Regions from separate parts of the Homo sapiens genome. Here all the other regions are linked to region 1. The links are chromatin contacts, found by Hi-C or POLR2A ChIA-PET in ENCODE. All regions are on one chromosome and are shown on one strand. Each heading gives the region's core, a stretch centred on a gene start or an enhancer-like site at or near the end of the contact. The rest is flanking DNA. Distances are from core to core; before and after follow the strand shown.

The links. A loop is a pair of places that touch in the nucleus more often than their neighbours do. ChIA-PET counts read pairs that join two places held with the same protein, here RNA polymerase II (POLR2A). Pooled maps may share reads with other maps.
Region 2: a loop to region 1 is called in a map of CD8-positive, alpha-beta T cell, with 6 times the contacts of the local background. The contact joins the promoter of PIP5K1A here to the promoter of SNX27 in region 1. A Hi-C loop is called at or near these places in 2 of 168 maps with a recorded cell type or tissue (CD8-positive, alpha-beta T cell and Caco-2), 5 of 37 single-sample maps with no recorded cell type and 8 of 50 pooled maps. POLR2A ChIA-PET finds 5 or more read pairs at or near these places in 1 of 52 experiments (SK-N-SH).
Region 3: a map of CD8-positive, alpha-beta T cell shows a loop between it and region 1 (8-fold over the local background). The contact joins the promoter of RFX5 here to the promoter of SNX27 in region 1. A Hi-C loop is called at or near these places in 2 of 168 maps with a recorded cell type or tissue (B cell and CD8-positive, alpha-beta T cell), 2 of 37 single-sample maps with no recorded cell type and 14 of 50 pooled maps. POLR2A ChIA-PET finds 5 or more read pairs at or near these places in 3 of 52 experiments (B cell, CD8-positive, alpha-beta memory T cell and H1).

The regions. Positions count from the first base shown.
Region 1 is chr1:151,609,698-151,613,801 of GRCh38, reverse strand. SNX27 (sorting nexin 27) reads right to left here and starts at 1,752. Exons shown (of 12, transcript NM_001330723.2): 1 at 1,290-1,752. The coding sequence starts at 1,600. LOC124904420 (a long non-coding RNA gene) reads left to right here and starts at 434. Exons shown (of 2, transcript XR_007066622.1): 1 at 434-611; 2 at 1,403-3,285. RefSeq lists a silencer at 1,397-1,836 and an enhancer at 1,877-1,976.
Region 2 is chr1:151,196,506-151,200,609 of GRCh38, reverse strand. It overlaps PIP5K1A (phosphatidylinositol-4-phosphate 5-kinase type 1 alpha), which reads right to left and starts at 2,058. Exons shown (of 16, transcript NM_001135638.2): 1 at 1,529-2,058. The coding sequence starts at 1,613. LOC124904419 (a long non-coding RNA gene) reads left to right here and starts at 2,085. Exons shown (of 2, transcript XR_007066620.1): 1 at 2,085-2,159; 2 at 2,270-2,503. RefSeq lists enhancers at 1,581-1,660, 1,761-1,960.
Region 3 is chr1:151,346,002-151,350,105 of GRCh38, reverse strand. It overlaps RFX5 (regulatory factor X5), which reads left to right and starts at 2,854. Exons shown (of 11, transcript NM_001025603.2): 1 at 2,854-2,895; 2 at 3,500-3,617; 3 at 3,773-3,901. The coding sequence starts at 3,786. RFX5-AS1 (RFX5 antisense RNA 1) reads right to left here and starts at 3,096. Exons shown (of 2, transcript NR_131972.1): 1 at 2,918-3,096; 2 at 2,215-2,474. RefSeq lists enhancers at 2,440-2,789, 2,756-3,338, 2,393-3,592, 3,932-4,021.

The DNA of each region.
Region 1 (4,104 bases), core at 503-3,002:
ACACCACCTGCAAGTCAACCGGCAATCACTATCCGAATTTCAATACGAAGTACAAAAAGGCAAATGTAACACCTAGATTAGGGTAATGGAGGCGGTGTGCACAGAGATTGCAAGACAAGGCAGCATCCCGCAAGAGCATGGAGGGATGTGGTGGGGGAGGCGTATGAAGGGGGAGGGACTGCAGCAGGGGAGAGAGGGTGGGCTGCAGCAGCAGAAGGCGCCTTAAAAAACAGAAGAAAGGAAAAGCAGCCTAGGGGAGGGAAAGACTAGGACAAAGTCAAGTGTGGGATCACAGGAGGATAGAGTAGAAGAGGCAGCAGAGACGGGCATGCCCTAAAAAAGCAAAGCGGTCAAAGACCCAAAAAGGGCTTGAAGTAGTTTTGAAGGAGGAGGAGTTACAAGGGGTCTACCATAAACCTGACTAGGAGGAGGCATGAGTATAGAGCAGGAGTGAAGGCAGGAGGCCAGGGAAGGGATGCTCTCAGAGGGGTGTGCTGATGGAGACGCTAGATTCCAAATTAGGGTGTGATACGGGGCCAACCGAGAAGAGAAACTACGGTGTCAAATCCCACGCCCCCCACCCCAAAGGCATGCAAGGGTCAGAAAGCAAGGTAAACTCTTGGAGTAGAAATACAAAAAGGAGGGGAGGAAAGGGGCACACGGTGGGATGGAAAAATTTAGGGGCAGCGTAACCATGAGGAGAGGGTAACTAAGGAAAGAAAAAGGAGACGAGCGGGGAGGGATGGTGTTTCCGGAGGAAAAGTAGGAGCAGACCAGAGGTCCTGCCTACTTGGTCTGGAGGGCAGAAGGGGCAGTCCACGGGGGCGGAGGGGAGTGGTGGAGAACGAAACTGCGATGCTGAAGATGAGAACTTGGGGGGGACACGGTACTGGCTGGATCAGAAAACGAAACGCCGTCAGTAAGGAGCAGATGAGGTTCCTTCTGAGCAAGACGAGGGGGAGTGAGGAGCAGAATGCAGCACGCCAAACGGGAAGGCAAAGGGGCGGAGAAGAGCCCAGAGTAATCGGGGCACAGGGAGGAGCACTGGGGGCGCAAGGGCATCAGCTGGAGACGACGGGGTGGGAGACCGGCGTCGCAGAAGCCCCGGGGCGGGTGGTGGGAGGGCAGCCCACAAGGAGGGGCCCGGCTGCGGAGGCCTGAGGGGCGGGGGTCCGGAGGCCGGCTCGGAGCTCGGGGGAGGTGCGGCCTGGGGGTGACAAGGGTAGCGAGGAGTGCAGGGGCAGGAGGGGCGCGGGGAGGATGGGGCGGCGGGTAGCCCCGATACTCACACCTCCAGGATGCGGTCCCCCTTGCGCACCCCGGCCCGATCGGCCGCCCCCCCGGGCAGCACGGCGCTCACATGCTGCAGCGGCGCGTACAGCTCCCCGTTGATGCTCCGCAGTTGCCCGCCCTCGCTCACTTGGCCCCGCACGTTGAAGCCGTAGCCGGACTCGGACTTGACGATGCGCACGACCCGCGGGCCGCCGCCTCCCCCGCCGCCGTTCCCGGCGCAGTGGAGCCCAGACCCCCCGCCGCCGCCGCCACCTCCGTTCCTGTGAGGGGCTGAGGGATGAATCCCTTCCCCGTCCTCGTCCGCCATCTTGCGAGCAGGCGAGCCGTACCCCCGCCCCCTACGCCTCCAAGGCCTCCCGGCGCGTGCTCGCCCTGCCTGGCAGCCGGACGACCCCCGACGCGCGCGCCCGATCCGCCGGCCGCGGGACCGACTCGGCCACCGAGCTGCTGGCGCGGGGTGAAGAGGAGGCAGGGGGCGGGCGAAAAGCGGACAATCGGGCACCGTGGGGCCTCCTGGGAGATGTAGTTTATGGGTGGCGGGGGCGGGGAGCGGTCTGGGCCTGGGCCTGAGCCGAGGTTATAAGACGCAGTTCGGAAGCAAGGCCTGCCGGGAGTTGTAGTTTATCTTTCATGCTGGGTTAGGAGTTTGATCTGCTGGGTGGGGAGAGTATAACCCAGCACCCAGCGTGGTAAAATGATTCAGTTCTTGATGCGGACCAAGTTTTTCGCCCCCCCCCCTTTCATTTCATAACCTCTAAAAAACAATAATGTTAGAATAACTTAACGTTTGTGATTCAACACAGTCTTAAATTATATCAACTCATTTTTTGGCACAGTAACTTATATGTTGACCAGGGCCCAACAACCTGTGAGGCAACCGGATCACGATTAGCTTCCCTATTTTACGTTATTAGGAAACAACCTTAGAGTGCTCAAAGTCATCCAGCTACTAAGTATCAGGAACTAAGGCCCAGTTATTGTGCAACTTTCTTGTCCTGTATTGCAACTACAGTCATGTGCCACATAAGGACATTTTGGTCTACAATGGACTGCAAACACGAGGGAGGCCCCCTAAGATGATAATGGAGCTGAAAAATGTCTATCACCTAGTGGCACAGTAGCCACCATAAGGTCATAGCACAAGCATTACTCACATGTTTGGAGTGATGCTGGTGTTAACAAACCTGCACTGCCAGTCATGTGAAAGTATAGCACATATGATTATGTACAGTACATAATACTTGATAATGGTAAGAACTATGTTACTAGTTTATGAATTCACTGTAGTTTTTATCACTATTTTAGAGTGTACTCCTTCTACTTTTTTTTTTAAGTTAACTGTAAAGCAGCCTCAGGCAGGTCCTTCAGAAGGTATTCTAGGTATTCTAAGTATTGTGATTTTTTTCCACGTATTCCAAGTATTGTGTTTTTTTGTTTTGTTTTGTTTTTTTGTTTTTTTTTTTTTTAAGATGGAGTTTCGCTCTTATCGCCCAGGCTGGAATGCAATGGCACGATATCGGCTCACCGCAACCTCTGCCTCCCAGGTTCAAGTGATTCTCCTGCCTCAGCCTCCCAAATCCCTTGCGATTAAACGCATGCGCCACCATGCCTGGCTAATTTTTTGGTATTTTTAGTAGAGACAGGGTTTCACCATGTTGGCCAAGCTGGTCTCGAACTCCTGACCTCAGGTGATCCAACCACCTCAGCCTCCCAAAGTGCTGGGATTACAGGTGTGAGCCACTGTGCCTGGCCCCAGTTATTGTTACCATCAGATGACAGCTCTGTGCATGTTATTACCCATGAAGACCTTCCAGTGAGACAAGAGATGGAGGTGGAAGACAGTGAAATTGATGATCCAGATCTGGTGTAGGCATAGGCTATGTTTGTGTTTAAGTCTTAGTTTTTAACCAAAAAAAAAAGTTTAAAACATAAAATTAAAAATTGCCTTAAATAGAAAAAAAGCTTATGGAATAAAGATATAAAGAAAGAAAATATTTTGTACATCTGTACAATGTGTTTGTGTTTTAAGCTAACTGTTATTACAAAAGAGTCCCCCCAAATTTTTAAAGGCTGGGTGTGGTGGCTCATGCCTGTAATACCAGCACTTTGGGAGACCGAGGTGGGAGGATTCCTTGAGCCCAGGAGTTCAAGACCAAACTGGGCAACATAGTGAGACCCCATCTCAACAAAAAATAAAAAATTAGCTGGTGGCTGAGCGAGACTATATCTAAAAAAAAAAAAAAAGCAGCTGGGCATGATGGCACATACCTGTAGTCCCAGCTACTTAGGAGGTTTAGGTGGGAGGATCGCTTCAGCCTAGGAGGTCAAGGCTGCAGAGAGCTGAGATCACACCACTGTACTCCAGCCTGACCATCAGAGTGAGATCCTGTCTCCAAAAAACAAAGATGAGATCTCACAAAATATGGGATGAGGACTCAAAGTCATTATAATTAGAACATAAAAATTAATATGACCTTATTTTACAACCAAGCTAATGAAGAAGGATCTTGACTAGTTACACAATAAAGTTGATATAAGAGTTTTGCTCCAAAATAATAGTGGCATTTGGATTGAATATGAATAATTTGGTTTGAACTGAGCACTGGATGGGGAAAGCAAGGCATCAGAGAAAGGAAAAAGAAGGGAGCCTCCCCTAAAAGAGTTATTTTTTCATTGGTTTATTAGATAAAAATATACTGAATGCCTACTCTGAATTAGATAAAAATATACTGAATGTCCCCGAAAGGCAACAGGACATGGTCAAACTTACAAATACACATATTCCTCAAACTGAAGGCGATTCCACTTCCA
Region 2 (4,104 bases), core at 809-3,308, 410 kb after region 1:
GGAAGGAACCCTATTCAGCAAATTCTAAACAGCAAAAACGCAACACCAGGCCTGAGGAAATACCAAAATCTCAAGCAAAGCATCCAACATCTGGCAGCGTCTATTCCAGTGTAGAAGCAGCAGTTACTGTGAAACACCAGACACTTCTGATGGAAGCGCTCAGTTTCTGACTCACCTCCCGCCCCCCCACCCGACACACATACACACACTTTCTCCCCTACACACAATCTACTGCTTTTCTTGTGAGCCTCCTCAGCCCTCCCTCAATCTTCATTCGTTTTTAACTATTAATACGCTGAGCTCTCTACATTAACCTGGCTCCATTCTCCAAATTCCAATCTCCTGATACAGCGTAAGCATTCTTCCAGTCCATTTTTCTATTATGCAATACTCCCCCACAACACTTACAGTCACCCCCCCACCCATCTTTCTTCTTCTCAGGCCTAATTTCCAAAACATCACTTCTCGCAGTCTCTACTGCAATTCAAGACTCCATTCCATCTTTCCCATCTGTTTTTAAGGTCTTTGACCTTAATTTCCTACATTCCTTAGACTCTCTTCAAAATTTCCATTCCTTCCCAAAGTTGGGCAGTTTAGAGTTGGGAATCACCAAAGGAATTAGTCTGAGAAAGTATGTATGTGTGTCTGTGTGCCTGTGCGGCCCTAAGGGTGGGGGTGCGAAGTGAGAAGGGGTGACACATTAGGGGGGAGTATCTGAGGGAAAAGATGGCTTCAACAACTCCCGCCCACCCAACAAAATTCACGATTCCCTACCTCTCCAGAAATCGAAAGCGTCCAATAACTTTTCGATATCTTTTAAGTCCCATGGCTTCTCTTCAACATTTTCATCCAATTAGCCCACAATCAACTTAGATTCCACCTGCCTCTCACACTAAGTAGTTCTCTCTACTTCTTAGGCCTCCATTTACTTTCTTAGTTTCTCTACTCCCTTCCGTTTCTCTTGTTTCCTACCGCAACTTCTTTTTTTTTTTTTTTGAGACAGGGTCTCACTCTCTCGCCCAGACTGGAGAGCAGTGGCCCAATCTCGGCTCACCGCAAGCTCTGCCTCCCAGGCTCAAGGGATTATCCTGCCTCAGCCTCCCAAGTAGCTGGGATTACAGATGCACGCCACTACTGTCCGGATAATTTTTGTATTTTTAGTAGGGACGAGATTTCTCTATGTTGGCCAGGCTCGTCTCGAACTTCTGACCTCAAATGATCCGCCCGCCAAGGCCTCCCAAAGTGCTGAGATTACAGGCGTGAGCCACCGCGCCGGGCCACCCTACCCCCACCTTCAATCTCCATCCGTCCTCCTCAAAGACAACCAAAGTTTTCGACAACTTCTTAATCAAACTTATCCTTTCCTCAAACTCCTGCCCGCTCATAAATCCCTATTTGAAAGCCCAGCTCGCGCCCACTTACCGGTAACACGTAGGACATTCCCAGCTACAGGTACCCTCTTAGGTCTCGCTCTTCCTCCCATCGCATATTCCTCACCAGCTCCCTACCCACGCCCTGCCGGGCTTACCTGAGGACAAGGTACAGGAAGGGACCGCGGGATCAAAGGATGAAAAACCGACCGAAGACGACGGCCCGGAGGAGGCCGACGCCATCTTAGCAGCCCCCTCCCCCTCAGCGGCCTGGCTCTCTTTCAATCCGGTTCTTCCTCTTCTCGGAATCGAATCTTCCCAACGTCTCTTTACAGAACCCGCGTTCTGTGGGCCACCTCCCCGCCCCCTCCGGGGCCTCCCTCAGACACGTCGAGCCGGCTCCTGGACCAGCTCAAGGCCACACCATTCGCCTGGCATGGGGAAGAACTCACGTCCCGCACCCCCTCCACAAGTTTAACCGCTTTCCACAGGGGATACTTTCCCCTTTCACAGAAGAGTAAGCTTAAGCTGGCTGCTGGGACCTTGCGCCCAGACCAAGCCACATCTGAAAAAAAAACGAGGCATGAAAAGTCCCAAAGGAGCGAACGCCCCTTCTCCGTCCTTCCTAACCACGGCCTGTTAATCGCCCAACCCGGCCGCTTCACTCCGGGTAGCCAAGCAAAAAATCCGAGCACTGCGCATGCGCCCGACCTTCTCGGGGCATCAGCCCACTCATTGGGGAGAAAAAAGGAGCAAAACCAATCGGGAGGCTGCTAATGGTCACGTGAGGTGGGTCCTCACGCCCTGACGAGTCCACGGGTGGAAGATGTGCGCGCGCGGGTTGGCCGACAGTCCCTACGGTGGCTCGGCAGGTCCTCTTAGGTTCAGTTCTTTGCTAGGACTGGGTCGAGTGATCTGAACTCGGGACAAGAGTCGGTCCGCCAAGTCCTCTGAAATTCCTAACCCAGGAAAGAACTCTCTGCGGGAGTACTGGTGTCAAGTCAGAGACGTTAAGGTGTCGAATATCACAAAACATTTAATACCACCAAGAACTCTTCTTAGTCTTTTTCCTGTTTTACTACTCTTGTTTACTATTTGATTAAACGTGCGTGCATGTCTTACCTTCCTCGGAATGGCATTCGAAATAGATCTGTGTTTTGTTTGCCTCAAGCACAAAGTTAGGCACTGCACAGTGACGGAGTTCAGTAAATATTTGATGCATGAATCAGTGAAGACCTGTCAAAAAAGGGCACGGGAGGCTATCAGGGACTTATCACAACCTTCCCGCGACCCAACCCCTTTAGCCTCCAACTGTCAATTATCTGTGCTCCAAAGGGCATGGAGATACACAGAAAAATTTCTCCCATTGTAGTCTTCGTAGTAACTGCTCGTTTTTAACAAAGTACCCCGTAGGCTATGAACCCTGGTGGGAAGACCAGTCTCTCTGAGCAGACTGTAAAACTTCTGGGGAGCAAGGACTGTGTTTGGTTCACTCTTGTATCTCCAGCTCCTCCAGTGACTTCGTACATAGTAGGGGCTCCATAATTATCTGTGGAATGAATAAATAAAGAGGAATGGTAAAACATTCGGGGTAAGAGTCGGTCAGATAGATCCTCTCAAACTCATGGCCCATGAAATAACTCCATTAAAACAGGTTTTGTGGCCGGGCGCGGTGGCTCACGCCTGTAATCCCAGCACTCTGGGAGGCCGAGGCGGGTGGATCACGAGGCCAGGAGATCGAGACCATCCTGGCTAACACGGTGAAACCCCGTCTCTACTAAAAATACAAAAAATTAGCCGGGCGTGGTGGCGGGCGCCTGTAGTCCCAGGCTACTCGGGAGCCTGGGGCAGGAGAATGGCATGAACCTGGGAGGCGGAGCTTGCAGTGAGCGGAGATCGCGCCACTGCACTCTAGCCTGGACGACAGAGCGAAACTGTCTCAAAACAAAACAAAACAAACAAACAAAAAAAACAGGTTTTGTAACCCCCAGAATGACCTGGTTATCCTCTTTCCAGATGTCTTGTGGGTCCTCATAAAGTAACCTAGGACCCGAACATCCATAGAATATCCCCATGCAGGCCGGGCGCCGTGGCTCACGCCTGAAATTCCAGCACTTTGGGAGGCCGAGGTAGGTGGATCATCTGAGCTCAGGAGTACGAGACAAGCCTGGCCAACATAGTGAAACCGCGTCTCTACTAAAAATACAAAAAATTAGCTGGGCGTGGTGGCGGGTGCCTGTAATCCCTGCTACTCGGGAGGCTGAGGCAGGAGAATCGCTTGAACCCAGGAGGCAGAGGTTGCAGTGAGCCAAGATCGCGCCATTGCACTCCAGCCTGGGCAACGAGAGCGAAACTCAGTCTCAAAAAAAAAAAAAAAAAGGCCGGGCGCAGTGGCTCACGCCTGTAAGCCCAGCACTTTGGGAGGCCGAGGCGGGCGGATCACCTGAGGTCGGGAGTTCAAGACCAGCCTGACCAACATGGAGAAACGCCGTCTCTACTAAAAATACAAAATTACCCAGGCGTAGTGGAGCATTCCTGTAATCCCAGCTACTCGCTACGCCGGAGGCTGAGGCAGGAGAATTGATTGAACCTGGGAGGCAGACGTTTCGGTGAGCCGAGATGGCGCCTTTGCACTCCAGCCTGGGCAACAAGAGCGAAACTCCAACTCAAAAAAAAAAAAAAAAAAAAATCCCCATGCATTTACTGCAGCCTTCTACTCCTCCCTTATGAAGAT
Region 3 (4,104 bases), core at 1,605-4,104, 260 kb after region 1:
CTATCTTTCCATCAGTCTATATCCATATTTGGCTTGCTATTTATTTATTTATTTATTTAGAGATGGAGTTTCGCTCTTGTTGCCCAGGCTGGAGTGCAATGGCATGATCTCGGCTCACCCAACCTCCGCCTCCCAGGTTCAAGCAATTCTCCTGCCTCAGCCTGCCAAGTAGCTGGGATTACAGGCATGCACCACCACGACTGGCTAATTTTGTTTTGTTTTTTGTTTTGTTTTTTGTTTTTTGTTTTTAGTAGAGACGGGGTTTCTCCATGTTGGTCAGGCTGGTCTCAAACTGACCTCAGGTGATCTGCCCACCTCAGCCTCCCAAAGTGCTGGGATTATAGGCATGAGCCACCACACCAGCCGGCTTTTTTTTTGTTTTTTGTTTGTTTGTTTGTTTTGAGACAGGGTCTTACTCTGTCACCCAGGCTGCACGACAGAGTGGTGCAATCATAGCTCACTGCAGCCTCGAACTCATGGGTAATAGTGATCCTCCTGCTTCAGCCTCCCAAGTTGCTGGAACCACAGGCATGTACCACCACACCTGGCTGTGTGTGGTGTGTGTGTGTGTGTGTGTGTGTGTGTGTGTGTGTGTGTGTGTGTGTGTTTAGAGAGAGACAGAGTCTCACTTTGTTGCCCAGGCTGGTCTCAAACTCCTGGCCCCAAGCAATCCTCTTGCCTTTGCCTCCCAAAGTATTGAGATTATAGGCATGAGCCATCATGTCCAGCCCGTTATACCCATATTTATTTATGAGTATCTGCAAATATGTATACATGCAGTCTAAGGCAGTGCTCAAAACAATCAGCTTTGAGGCAGACTGCCTGCCTTTGGATCCTGATTCTAGCACTTTCTACATATATGACTAAGGACAAGTCCCTTCACCTCTCCACATTGGTTTCCTCATCTGTAAAATGGAGACAGTAACAGTACCTACTTCAGAGAGTTGCTGTGAGCATTACACGAGGTGTTTAGCATTTGGTATGGTGTCTGATACCTAATAAACACCAAATAAATTTTTGTTTGTTTTTGTTTGAGACGGAGTTTCGCTCTTGTTGCCAGGCTGTAGTGTAATGGCACAATCCTCCGCCTCCCCAGTTCAAGTGATTCTCCTGCCTCAGCCTCCCGAGTAGCTGGGATTACAGGCATGCGCCACCACGCCCGGCTAATCTTGTATTTTTAGTAGAGACGGGGTTTCTTCATGTTGGTCAAGCTGGTCTCGAACTCCCAACCTTAGGTGATCCGCCCACCTCAGCCTCCCAAAGTTTTGGGATTACAGGCGTGAGCCACCGCGCCTGGCCTAATAAACACCAAATAAATTTTAGCTGTTATTAGAAAACCTGGCCAGGTGCAGTGGCTCACACCTGTAATCCCAGCACTTTGGGAGGCCAAGGCAGGTGGATCACCTGAAGTCAGGAGTTTGAGACCAGCCTGACCAACATGGTGAAACTCCGTCTCTACTAAAAACACAAAAATTATCTGGGCGTGGTGATGCACGTCTGTAAACCCAGTTACTCGGGAGGGTGAGGCAGGAGAATCGCTTGAACCCAGGAGGCGGAGGTTGCAGTGAGCCAAGATCGTGCCATTGCACTCCAGCCTGGGCAACAGAGCGAGACTCCGTCTCAAAGAAAAAAAAAAAAGAAAGAAAGAAAGAAAAAAGAAAACCTCTTGCCAATATATCCTTATTGCCCCAACTCCACAATCTCCTGGGTTCCCCCAGCACTCATAGAAGCTGATAATAGGGAAAGGTAGGCTGTAAAGGGCAATGGTGATGAGCTCAGGCAGCACTACTGTCTTCTTTACAAAAGCACATTAATGATGAGCCTGGAGAACATATTAGATGTCAGGATGGCAAATACAGTTTTGGTTGTAACATGACCGCTGCGCAAAACAAAATACATCCATGTAAGAGGCTTTCAACCTGGAGTCCATGACCTCTCTGAAATTAGATGCAAAACTTGGTCTCTGTGTGCATTTTTCATGGTAGAGGGTCCATTGCTTTTGTCTGATTCATAACCTTAAAATGTCTTAAGTAAGAGGGTTAAGAACCCATGACCTATTCAGTACAATGTTCCCTGAGTGTAAAAAGTTCCTGTGGCATCCAGCACCCCCGTGGGAGTCCATCAAAATTCCAGGGTTCACCGACTGCAGAACTATGGGGATGCAAATGCATTTGCAACTCTTTGGAAGTAAAGTACACACGGGAAACCAAGAAATACTAAGAGGGAAAAAGCATTTTAGTTTAATGGGTACAACTGCTGAGGTTTTGAGGCCTCCATCAAGAAGGAAAAGAGAGCCCAGATTGCAGGTCTGTTGCGAGTAAGTGTGTCTGCAGGTTGTATTAGGCATGTGGTGATGGTGATGGGGGGTTATAGGAGCTTACAGTGAACTTCCATCACTCCTACCCATCATTGTCTAGTTATTTTATCATCCATTGATTCTTCTCTTCCGGCAGCTCTGAGGACCGTAGACTAAACTGAAACACAAAAGGGGAGGGCAAAAGAAAAGACAGTTCCAAAGGGAGCCGAGCGCCCGTTCTTTCATCCTGCGGTCCCTTTAAGAGAAGAACCTCTTGGGACCTGCAGTCCCAACCGACCCCAGTTTTAACCGAAACCCAACCCGGACTTCCCCCTCTTGACTCAAATAAGACCAACTTTGGATTTTCCCTCCCCTATTGACCAATCAGATTCTGTTACCAGGCAGACTTCAGCGGCCGCCGGTACGAGCCCGGCGCCTTCTGTCTCCGGGTGGCAGCAGTGACCAATGACAGAGCAGGCCGCCCGTGTATCTAGGCAGATCGCGGCTGTTACAACCATTCAGAAAAAGGAAAATAAAGCAACGCACGAGCCGGCTGGGCCAGGACCTTGGGGCTGGGCTGGAGTGAAGGTGGCTACGAGGTAGTTTCTCTTTCTCCCTTACCTTTATTGTTGCTTGTGTTGGAAGGCGACTGTTCAGAGGTAGGGAGGGGCAAGATGAGTTGGGAGGAGAGCAGAAAAAGATTGTAGCTGTATTTTCAACAGCTTCTTCACCCATGTGCACGTGCCCGGAATCTGGGACCCCATTCCCCTGCCGGGTTTCTGACGCCCAGCGCATGAGTTCCGCTACCCCGCCCCACCCCCGCTCCACTTTGCAGAAACCGGGGATTGAATGGAGGGGGAAGGGAAGGAGGTGGGGGCGCGCCTCAGGATGGGCTGTTGTGGGAGATGACGTAGGGGCCGGCGACGTGGGGAGGGGGAGCAGCGGGGGAAGTCGTGGCGAGATTAAGTAATGAGAACTTGGGCCCAGTTTTTTTTCCAAGCCTAGAAGGGCAGAATATGTTCGTATCCTTTCTGACCTCCCAGGCATATGCAATGGTGAGGAGTATTTTTGAGAATTAGAGAACTTTGTTTTGTGGCTGTTATTGTTGTTTTTGAGGGGGAGGAGGGCAGTATGGGGTCAGAGGCAGAAATGAAAATTTCTTGCTAACATGGATTCCCAATCCCCCTATCTCTTCCTTTACAGTTTTCCAGATTTAGGAGACTTCAGAAAGGTGGGGCAGATAGAATGGAGATGGCAAAGATCTCTTTGGGCATATATGGGCCTGGCGAAGTAATGGAATAATTTCTAATTTTCGGAGAAGGCAAGTGGTGAGAAAAAGACCACCGGGGAAATTCGGAGGCTTTGTTTCTGTTTCTCTGCCTTTCTGGGTAAAGAGATGAGGAGTGCCCTGGGGCCTTCTGGGGAAGGGAAGGCCAGTGTGAGTTACATCTTTATGCCTGTCCCTCTCAATTCTAGCCCTCATGCCGGGATGGCAGAAGATGAGCCTGATGCTAAGAGCCCCAAGACTGGGGGAAGGGCCCCCCCAGGTGGTGCTGAGGCTGGGGAACCTACCACCCTTCTTCAGAGGCTCCGAGGTACCATTTCGTAAGTACTCATCACATCTCCAAGTCCTGTCCAAGACCTGAGTATAGATCCCTGCAGCACTTCACTTTGGCTGTAGATGAACTGCCTCTCAGCAAGGGCATGGGAGCAGAGGGAGATTTTTGGCCATGGTAGCAATTCTTGAGCACCTGCTGGGCATTTCAGTCCTTTTCCCTCCCTAGCAGTCAGATAAAGAGACAGGGAAA